2 separate regions of the Homo sapiens genome follow, and region 1 is linked to region 2. A link is an interaction called in ENCODE POLR2A ChIA-PET data of the cell type or tissue named here. Cell type or tissue: A673. All regions are shown on one strand. Links, peaks and the distances in the headings refer to the core of each region. The heading gives the core; the rest is flanking DNA. Region 1 has its middle 22 kb from the start of SAXO4. Region 2 overlaps DAGLA (diacylglycerol lipase alpha).

Evidence for each region. Peaks named below come from ENCODE experiments on the same cell type or tissue, not always from the same donor. Only the 100,000 strongest peaks of a DNase experiment are listed, where the experiment ranks them.
Region 1: POLR2A ChIA-PET joins it to region 2 with 6 read pairs; 2 of 35 experiments call an interaction of 5 or more read pairs at or near these places.

Annotation. Positions count from the first base shown.
Region 1 is chr11:61,456,612-61,461,978 of GRCh38, reverse strand. No RefSeq gene overlaps it. Among named protein-coding and RNA genes, the nearest start is that of SAXO4, 22 kb to the left of the region's middle. RefSeq lists a silencer at 3,351-3,532. In A673, for the core only: no CTCF peak of the experiment used is centred there; no DNase peak of the experiment used is centred there.
Region 2 is chr11:61,715,327-61,720,693 of GRCh38, reverse strand. It overlaps DAGLA (diacylglycerol lipase alpha), which reads right to left. Exons shown (of 20, transcript NM_006133.3): 2 at 444-582; 3 at 1-15. The coding sequence starts at 538. Among named protein-coding and RNA genes, the nearest start is that of MYRF, 35 kb to the left of the region's middle. RefSeq lists enhancers at 1-175, 963-1,748, 1,749-2,535, 2,536-3,321, 4,108-4,893 and 1 more. In A673, for the core only: no CTCF peak of the experiment used is centred there; a DNase peak (open chromatin) is centred at 1,993; H3K4me3 peaks cover 1,742 bases; H3K27ac peaks cover 2,405 bases.

The DNA.
Region 1 (5,367 bases), core at 144-5,143, 260 kb after region 2:
TTAAATATTGAATTCTAGTTAATAACATACATTGTGAAGCTTTTAGCAAGAGTGCTCTGATGTCTATAATTTGCTTTGAAATGTACCAAAAAGGAGATGAATAAATGGGTGGAGAGAGGGATGGAAAGATAAACTGATATGTGAAGAGCCCAGCAGAGTAAAAAATTAAGAGTAGGCCGGTGCAGTGGCCCATGCCTGTAATCTCAGCACTTTAAGAGGCAGAGATAGGCGGATCGGTTGAGCCCAGGGGTTCGAGACCAGCCTGGGCAACATGGTAAAACCCCGCGTGTGGTGGTGCATGCCTGTAGTCCCAGCTATTTGGGAGGCTGAGATGGGAGGATCACTCGAGCCCAGGAGGTTGAGGCTACAATGAGCTGTGATCACCAGCCTCGGCAACAGAGTGAGACCCTGTCTCAAAAAAAAAAGTTAAAGGTAGAAACTAGGTGGAGGCTATACCAGTGCTCACTGTAAAACTCTTCCAACTTTAGCTGTATGTTTGAATTTTTTTATAGTAAAATGTTAAAAAAAAAAAGTAACATTGAATGTATTTGTTTTTAGAGTTTTAATTTTGGCAAGAGACACTATTGATGAGATTTTTTCATTTACAGTTGTCATATAGTTTCCTTTTAAAAGTAATTCATTTAAATAAAAAAGGGGCTCTATTTAAGAAAAGAGACTAAGTAAATATCAGAATAAATGGTCACAGATCCCACAGTGCTCATGAAGGTAATGAGTGAACAGGCTAAGTCTGGGAGGATGAGTAGGGTGTTGGGAACAACGCAATCTCTAGGGCAACCTGGGTTTAAATTTCAGCCCTGCTGCCTCCTAGCGGTGTGACCTTGGACAAGCCTCATGTAGGAAATGGGATGATATAATCTCCGAAGGGAGGTTTGTGAGTATGAATGAGAGAACCCAGGGAGAGTGTAGTTTGGAGGCCTCAGTAAGCGGCACCTCCCTCGCACTGAGGGGAGAAAGGCAGAGGACATTCCCATCTGGGAAAACAGTTTGAAGAATACAACTGGAGCAGGGAGTATATGTGTGTGCACTGGGGCTAGGCAGTGGGAGAGAGTCAAAGAAGGCCCACCAGATTGAATGGGGAGTAAGGAAGCAGAGAGAGCCAGTACTGAGCACCCACACAGTTACTTAGGATGGCCAACTATTTCTGCTTCTCCAGGACATCCTCCTCATGAGAAATGTAATGCCCGCCCTCAGTGGGGGTGGATGGATCTTGGAGCCCCAGGCTCCAGGACTATGTGATGCAGCTTCTATTTCCTGGAGCACGCCTGGGTTTGGGAGTTTGCTTCTTTTAACATCCCAGGTCTTCCAGAGGCCTGGGCAGAGAACCAAGAACTCTCCACTTTGCACAAGAGAGACAGATCTAATTCATTAAAACTCTTCTCCCCAGCCACAGGGCATCCAGCCACCTGGAAAGCTGGCACTAATCCTTCAGGCACACTGAACTTGGGAGGGGAAAAAAAATCTCTCATCACAGCGGGAGGCCCAGGAGGCCTCTGACTCCTGCACCCGTACAGCTCTCACTGTTAGAAAGGTTTACTCTGAGTTCTGAAATCAGATGGATCCATCAATTGATTTTATTTTTACTTTTTTTTTTTGAGATGGAGCCTCACTCTGTTGCCTGCCCAGGCTGGAGTGTAGTGGTGCAATCTTGACTTACTGCAACCTCTGCCTCCCAGGTTCAAGCCATTCTCCTGCCTCAGCCTCCCCAGTAGCTGGGACTACAGGCATATACCACCATGCCCGGCTTTTTGTATTTTTAGTAGAGACGTGGTTTCACCATGTTGGCCAGGCTGGTCTCGAACCCCTGGCCTGAAGCAATCTGCCCGCCTTGGCCTCCCGAAGTGCTGGGATTACAGGCATGAACCATACTCGTTTCTTAAATAATTAGGAGCACCCTCTATATGCCAAGGGCTATGCTAGGCACCAGGATATAAAGTGAACAAAAGAAAGATCTAGTCCTTGTCTTCATGGGGCTTAAAATTCTCGTGGGGAGATAAGCATCCATGGGAGAACCACCATATGGATTTAAAATGGAGGCCGGGGCTGGGCGCGGTGGTTCACACCCATAATCCCAGCACTTTGGGAGGCCGAAGTGGGTGGATCACGAGGTCAGGAGATCGAGATCATCCTGGCTAACACGGTGAAACTCCATCTCTACTAAAAATACAAAAAATTAGTTGGGCGTGGTGGCGGGCGACTGTAGTCCCAGCTATTTGGGAGGCTGAGGCAGGAGAATGGCATGCACCCGGGAGGCGGAGCTTGCAGTGAGCCGAGATCGTGCCACTGCACTCCAGCCTGGGTGACAGAGCAAGACTCCATCTCAAAAAAAAAAAAAAAAAAAATGGAAGCCGGGTGTGGTGGCTCACATCTGTAATCCCAGCACTTTGGGAAGCCGAGGCAGGTGGATCGCCTGAGCTCAGGAGTGTGAGACCACCCTAGGCAACATGGTGAAATCCTGTCTCTACTAAAATACAAAAAATTAGCTGGGCGTGGTTGTGGCATCTGTAGTCCTAGCTACTTGGGAGGCTGAGGCACGAGAATCGCTTGAGCCTGGGAGGCGGAGGTTGCAGTGAGCCGAGATTGCACCACTGCACTCCAGCCTGGGTGACAGAGCCAGACTCCATCTCAAAAGTAAATAAATAAATAAATAAACAAACAAATAAATAAATAAAATGGAGAAGTTAGGCCGGGTGCGGTAGCTCATGCCTATAAGCCTGGCATTTTGGGAGGCCAAGGTAGGAGGATCGGTTGAGCCCAGGAGTTCAAGACCAGCCTGGGCAACATAGTGAGACCTCTATCTCTACAAATAAAAAAATAAATAAATTAGCCTACTTGGGAGGCTGAGGTGGGAGGATCCCTTGAGTCTGGGAAGTCAAGGTTGCAGTGGGCCACTGTAGGTCGTGTTAAGAATTTTCATTTTCTTAACAGCAATGAGCAGCCATAGAAGGGTTTTAAGGAAGTGGAAGACATGTTCAGACCAGCGTATTGAAATACATGTGACTCTTGAACAGTAAGTTTGAACTGCATGCGTCCACTTATATACCAATTTTTCTTTTGTTTTTTTAGAGACACGGTCTCATTCTGTTGCACAGGCTGGGGTGCAGGGGTGTGATTATTGCTCACTGCAGGCTCAACCCATGGGGCTCAAGCAATCTGCTCACCTCAGCTTCCCAAGTAGCTGGGACCACAGGTGTGTGCCACCATGCCTAGCTCTTTTTTTTTTTTTTTTTTTTTTTTGAGACGGAGTCTCACTCTGACACCCAGGCTGCAGTGCAGTGGCATGATCTTGGCTCACTGCAAGCTCCGCCTCCCAGGTTCACGCCATTCTCCTGCCTCAGCCTCCTGAGTAGCTGGGACTACAGGCTCCCGCCACCACACCCAGCTAATTTTTTTTTTTTTTTTTTTAGTAAAGATGGGGTTTCACCGTGTTAGCCAGGATGGTCTCGATCTCCTGACCTCGTGATCCGCCCGCCTCGGCCTCCCAAAGTGCTGGGATTACAGGCGTGAGCCAACGCGCCTGGCCTTTTTTTTTTTTTTTTTGAGACAGAGTCTGCTCTATTTATTGCCCAGGCTGGAGTGCAATGGCGCGATCTCAGCTCACTGCAACCTCTGGCTCCTGAGTTCAAGCAATTCTCCTGCCTCAGCCTCCCGAGTAGCTAAGATTACAGGTGCATGCCACCATGCCTGGCTAATTTGTTGTATTTTTAGTAGAAACAGGGTTTCACCATGTTAGCCAGGATGGTCTCAAACTCCTGACCTCAGGTGATCCGCCCACCTCAGCCTCCCAAAGTGCTGGGATTACAGCCGTGAGCCACGGCAGCCGGCCATGCCTAGCTAATTTTTTAAAAAATATTTTTTGTAGAGACAGGGTCTCTCCATGTTGTCCAAGCTGATCTTGAACTCCTGGAATCAAGCAATCCTCCCACCTCAGCCTCCCAAAGTGCTCGGACTACAGGTGTGAGCCACTGCATCTGGCCCTATATACAGATTTTCTTTCACCTCTGTCAGCCCTGAGCTCCCATCTCGGCCTCCCAAAGTGCTGGGATTACAGATGTGAACGACTGTGGCTGGCTTATACACAGATTTTCTTCCACCTCTGTCACCCCTGAGACAATAAAACCAACCCATCCTCTTCCTCCACCTCCTCAGCCCACTCAATGTGAAGACAACAAAGATGAAGACTTTTATGATGATCCACTTCCACTTAATGAATAGTAAATGTATTTTTTCTTCTTTATGATGTTTTTAAGAGACAGAGTCTGACTCTGTTGTCTAGGCTGGAGTGCACTGGTGTGATCACAGCTCACTGTAGCCTCGACCTCCTGCCCCAGATCCCCAGTAGCTGGGACTACAAGGTGTGCCACCACACTTGGCTAATTTTTAACATTTTTTTTTTGTAGAGCTGGGGTCTCATGTTGTCCAGACTGGTCTCCAACTCCTGCCTTAGCCTCCCAAAGCTAATTACAGGTGTGAGATGCTGTGCCTGGCCTGATTTTCTTAATAGTATTTCTTTTCTCTAGCTAACTCTAAGAATACAGTATATAATACATATAACATAAAATACATGTTAATCGACTATGTTCTCAGTAAGGCTTCTGGTCAATAGTAGGCTATTAGTAAAGTTTTTGGAGAATCAAAAGGTATATGCAGATTTTCGACTATGCAGGGGTTGGCGCCCCAACTCCTGTGTTGTTCAAGGGTTAACTGCACACTCATTTGGGAGCTGCAGGCAAAGAACAGATTTGAGGGAATGCCAGATGATGAAGGCAGATCAGATGGCCATACCCATTGTCCATCAGAGAGATGAGAGTAGCTTTCACCACAGTGATGGTGCTAGAGATGGGAAGAAGTGATGGATTCAAGAACTATTTTGAAGCTAAGTCAACAGGCCTTGGATGATGGCCATGGAGGGAGAAGGAGCAGCTTAGGACAATTCCCAGCTTGAGCAACTGGATGACTGGTGATGCCATTCACTGAGGCTCTCAAGATGAGGGAGTTTTTGGTGAGTAGAACAGGGAGGGAGGGTAGCCTGGCTGAGTTTGAAGGGTTTTTCAGCCTCCTTCAAAGGAGGAGTCAAGTTGGCAGTTAGATATGCAAGCTGGAGCTTAGAGGAAGATGTGAGAACTGTCCACACATAGGTGGTGATGGGTACCCCGGTATGGGTGAGATCACTAGAGAGAGTATCCAGAGGAGAGAGGAGGCTCCTAGAAGAGCACTGTGAAGAACTACAAACAGAATGACTGGGAAGAGGACGGCGTGCCTCACAGAGGCAGAAGCATGGCTGGAGAGGCAGAAGGAAACAGAATCATGAAAATCAAGGGAAGGGGAGGTGTCCATAATTGGTTAGAG
Region 2 (5,367 bases), core at 88-5,087:
GACAGGATCACAAACCTGTCACAGGAACGCCCGTGTGAGCAAGGCCAGGTGGCCCCTGTACCTCGAGATGCTACTAGCAGGCAGGCCCTTCCCCAGCCCAGATTCAGTGGAAGGAGGGCTGGCAGCAGGCACCTCCTCCATAAGACCATTGTCCACCTGGCATCGAATGCCTAGAAGGGCATGGGCGGCCAGTAAAAGACTCAGGGTCAGCCATGGGGAGACAGTAGCAGCAACTCCCCCCAGTGTTGGGGTCAGGTCCAGCAATGGTAGCAGGGGTGTCATTGCCCTAAGGGGCTAGATGTTTCAGGCACCTCCTCCGGGCAGCTGGGGGCATGACAGGGTTGGGACTTGGGCCCAAGCAGGGAGGAACAAATGGCCAGAAAGCGTCCTTCCAGACCTTTCTCTCCAAACCCAGGCCTGTGGCCCCGGGCCTGGGGACTCACCAGGTGGTATGCAGGAGAAAGAGGAAGATGGCCGGTAGGACGAGGTCATCACTGCCCACAGACCAGCGCCGCCGGAACACCACGATCCCGGGCATGGCTGGTGGCTCTGCAGAGGCTCAGTGGGCCTGGTGCTCACCTCCTGAAAGAAAGCAGAGGACCTTATAGCTGCCTGAGGAGGTGAAGGCACCCAGGGCCACTGCATTCCTTGGGCCACGGGACCAGTCCCCGGTGTGGCCAGAAGCACAGGCATTTTTGGAGCTGGCCACTGGAAGTGCTGACCCACCTCCGGGCAGGAGCCAACACAAAGGACCTTAGCAGCAGGACACAGACTTCAGCCTTCCCCCTGGAGTCTCTCCTGTCCCCCGAGACTGGTACTGGCCACTAGGGATCGGCTTCTACCTGGGGTTACCCCAGCAGTCACTGTTGAGCTCTATTAAAGACCCCGTTTCCTCCTTCATGGGATCAGTGGGACCCTCAGCCCAGCCCTCAAACCCTATAATCTTTAGACCTGGCCCAGTGCACACTGTCCTTGGAGTCAAGGGAGGGGCTTCCCAGACCAAGAACAAGCCCACCCAACAGCACAAAGCCCAGCAGGGCAGGAGGAAGGCTGAAGGCCTTGGGAAGGTGGGGGCAAGGGACCCTGTATGGTTGGCAGCTGGGACTGACAAACATGGAAGGTGAGGAGTGCCTGGCATAGAGCAGGTGCTCAGTAAGTATTTCTTGAATGAAGGCTTCAGTTTCCTGCTTTGCTGGAAGCCAAGAGCGTGCTCTATGACTTGGTTTTGAACCCATCAGACAGAAGTCCCCACCACAGCTATGCCTCCAGGGAGGGAAGAGCACGGTTGAGGTGCAGGGTCAGGAGTAGGGCTTGGGACACCTTCCACCCCACACTGCTGGAAGGATGGGGTAAGCCCTGCAGGGTCACACCCCTCCTGGCAACCATACCTCCCAAGCCCACCCTGAGCCATGCAGCTTTTCCAGCTGGATTTTCAACTCTCTGAAGTAGCTGAATTCAAATCAGCCCCAAGCAAGCTCAGGAAAGAGTGCCCAGGAACTCAGGGCCCTCACTCCTTAGCATCCCAAAGAGAAAGGAAGCAGCATGGGTGGGAGGTGACCCCACAGGGAGCTAGGTCCCCAGAGATACCCATAAAGGGCTCCAGGGTAGCTCTGCACTAAACTGCTGCAGGGGGCTGGGGACCAAGTTGGTGGGCAGCTGTCCCCCGCCGGGGGCCAGTAGAGGCTTACATGGCACCTGGTCCGGGGCAGGCGGCAGATCCTCCTCTCCCCAGTGGCGGCTCCAGGGAAAATGTGTGTCCGAGGAGCCCGGCATCATTCGGGGAGGAAGCAGCCAAGTCTCCCTTGGCCAGTGGGCATAGCCCCCAGGGTGGGCGAGAGGGCGTGGGGCCAGGTGGCCAGCCCGCATGTCCGCCCGGCCCGCCTCCCTATCCCCGGTGCAGCCACTTGGCGAGCTGTGGCCTGGCGGGCTGGCGGGCTAGCCTGCCGGGGTCGTGCCTACTCCTCCCCCCACCCTCAGGAAGTGACATCATCCCACTCTCTCTCCAAGGAGGAGTCGGAGCTCAGCTTCTGGGAGGCAGGGAGAAGGGTGGAGAGTGAGGGAGCATGGTGGTGGGGTGGCTGGGCTTTGGGGGTGGGGGGTGGTCTGTGGACTGCAGGGGTCCGGGGCGTCAGCAGTGCCTGTGACATGTGGCTGACAGCACCAGCTTCAGATTAGGGTTGGACACGATAGGACAGGAGGGGGGGCTGGGGCACCGTGGGTGGCAGTTGGGCTGGGGCAGAACAGAGCTGCCAACAGCTGGTATTGCCGCCCCCTCCCTGTCTCCAAGTAGCTCACAGAGGGTAAGGTGCAGCGCTGGGTCGGGCTCAGGGGGCTGTCGGGGCTGCCAGGAGCCCCTCACATGAATGGAACAGAATGAAATGGAATGAATCTAGAGGCTGGGGGGGCAGTACGCCCCCGCAGGTGCTGTAGAGCCGCATCCTGCTCTGATCTGGCCAGACCAGGGGAGGAGGGAGCAGTGCTGTCCCAGAGGGGCTGGCTGGAGGGCTAGGGTCTGGCCCTACCCAGCCTGCCCCCAGGCCTGCCTCTGCCAGCAGCCAAGAATATCTCCTTCTCAGGTCCACCCCATGGATGGCCCCTCTCAGTCACCCTGGGAGGTCCCTCCTCTCACTCCCACCCTTGGACCCATGGAACCCAGGATAGCTAACACTCCTCGAGATCACACACCATCCACCCAACACACACACTCACTCTGCACTCCCCTCCTCTGCCCGAACAATGCCCGCTCGCTTCAGCTCTCAGGCTGGAAGGAGTGAGCCGAACCTGGCCCTGGGCCCTGCAGAGGTGAGGTGGCTGAAGGACTGTCAAGACGCTGGAGGGATATGACCAGTGGTAACCACTGCCCCCACCTCAGGGTGACCAGCCTGAGGCCAATTGCCATGGTCAACAGCAGTACCTACCTAGAGTATGAGGCGGGGCTCCTGGGGGCCGACCCTGCTGGGTACCCAGTGACAGGCCTGCACCAGTGGCCGGCCCACCACCATAGAATCCGAGGCACAGAGGCTGGGACACAAGTGCCAGGCTGGCTGGTTTTGAACCTGGGCTCTACCACGTACCCACTGTGTGACTTATTAGTCGTGCCTCAGTTTCCTCAACTGTAAAATGTCGATTTGTAAAATGTCGATTATCCCTACCTCCTAAAGTCCTGGTGAGAATCACATGAGAGGTCTGCAGAGGCTCTAGCTGTCTTAGCTGGGGCGGGCGAGGCGGAGGGAGTGCAAGGAACCCCTTGCTGGACCAGCCACCCCTCCCGCCTGGGCTGGTGGAATCTCCGGCTGGTCACCAACAAGTCAAGGTCTGGGGTGGGGGTGGCAGGGCCTGTGCTGCATAAGGGTTGGGGGTGGGCTGCACCACTCTCCAGGCCAATTCATACATCTCTTGGGGCTATTTTTAAGGGCCTTGAATGGTGCCCTTTCTCTAGAGACCCCGGCCCATCACAATAAGGGCCTGTTCCCCTGCTGGGGATGTGATTTCATCTGGAGGAAATGTCTCAGGAGCGGGGAGGGCAGAGGCTACTTCCTGGTCTGGGGCTGCCACAAAGCACCTCTTCTGGCTCTCCTCCCCTGGGGCATAGGGTCCTCCCCTCTAACAGCCACAGTGGGGCGGGGGTAGGCGCTGCCTGCCCTTCCTATCCCACACCAGTGGGGCTTCCAGGGCAGGCACGGCATACCTTCCAGCAGGGGCCACAGGGGCACTGCTGGGGGCTCCTCCTGCCTCTGGTTGGACCCCCAGCACAGGCAAGTGTGAATGGGGTGCCAGGACCCCTCTCACATGGATGGAATGACTTAAGCAGCCCAAGGAAGCCTCCTTCTTCCCCCACCCACACAGCCCAATTTTCCTGCTGGTGATTCAGGCCCCTGGACTAAGTACTAACCATTCTGGGAGTTCCTCTTTCTAAAAATGCAAACTCTTTTTAAAAATGCATATGCTGCCCCCTACTTTAAAAACCTTCCTGGCTCCCCATGGCCTGCAGGACAAAGTCCAAGCCCCTCGGGCGGCAGCGACAGGCGGTGCAACCTCAGGCATATGCCTCGCCCTCTCTGAATCCACGCATTCCCTTATCACCTGAGCAGAAAGCGATCCTGGTGCAGACAGACTCCAGCACAGAGCCCACCCTCAGCTGACAAATCCTCTGGCTGGAGAGGCTCTCCAGCACCTTCTTACACTGCCACATCCTTCTTTCTCGACACCCCAAACATGCTGCTCCCCAGAAACACATCACTGGAAGGGTCCATGCTTTGCTTACTCCAGTTCTGATGGGTGAAATCCAACTCATCTCTCTAGGTCAGCTAAAAGTCACCTCCTCTTTGAAGCCCTCCCTGACAGCCCTCATGCAACCCACTCTCCTCCTGGGAAACAGGCTGCTCCCTTATGGGAACCCTAGACCCCTTCCCCCAGCATGGCCCTGGTCACACTGTGTTACGGTTAACCTGCTGACTCCTTGCTGCCCATCCCCACCCCAGCTCAACAGTCCCCGGGGCCAGGGTCTCACAGTACCCATCGCCACACCTCTGGGTGCCAGCTGCAGTGCCTGGCTCCAGCACCTCAGTCCCACCCCATGGCCTCCTCAGCACAGCTCCCCTCCCAGTCACAAGGGCTGAGACAGTGGCTCCTTCCCCCTCTGAGCTCACACCCTTCCCTTCTGGGGAAACGTCCCTCCCTTCCTGACTGTCAGGCTGGGTTCCCACCCCAGTGTCTTCCCTGACAGCTCAGGGAGAACCCTCTCCCCCCCCTCTGGCTAGATGAACTGTTCTGGGACCTCAGTTTCTTCTCTTGTAAAATGGGGCTAACAACATCCCTCTCAAGGCTGTGGTCAGAACAGACTGGGGTGATGTCACTACAGGACTCTGCACAGGTCCTGCACACCCCAAGGATCTGCTGATGGCTGCTGTTGCATTAGCAGACACCTGAGGGGCTTTGTGGGGACCTCCTGTGATGTGACCTGTGACTGGGTGCTGGGGTCTGGAAGGTGCTGCTGGTGCCCAGCTGGTCAGAAAGGGCTGGAGTGAGCAAACAGAAGCCCTGACCGAGGAGCCTGCCCCCACCATGAGTGCTCCGGTGCTGCTGGTAAAAGCACCCCAGGCTGGGCCTCGCCCCCTCGTCCTAAGGTACCCTGTGGGCTTGGCCCTGGGAGCAGATTTTAAGGAGCAGAGTCCCTTGGCAGCAAGACTCCCAGCAGATGGGGCTCCAAGAGCTCCCAGGGGGATGGGGGGGAAGAAGGTACTGGCTCAGCCCTCTGGAGTGTCCACAGGGAACTGGACAATGAGCTTGGGAACCCCCACGAGTGCCACCTCCAGCCCATGAGATTTCCCATCTGGCCAGAGATGGCTTTGGTCATTGGCCTGGGGA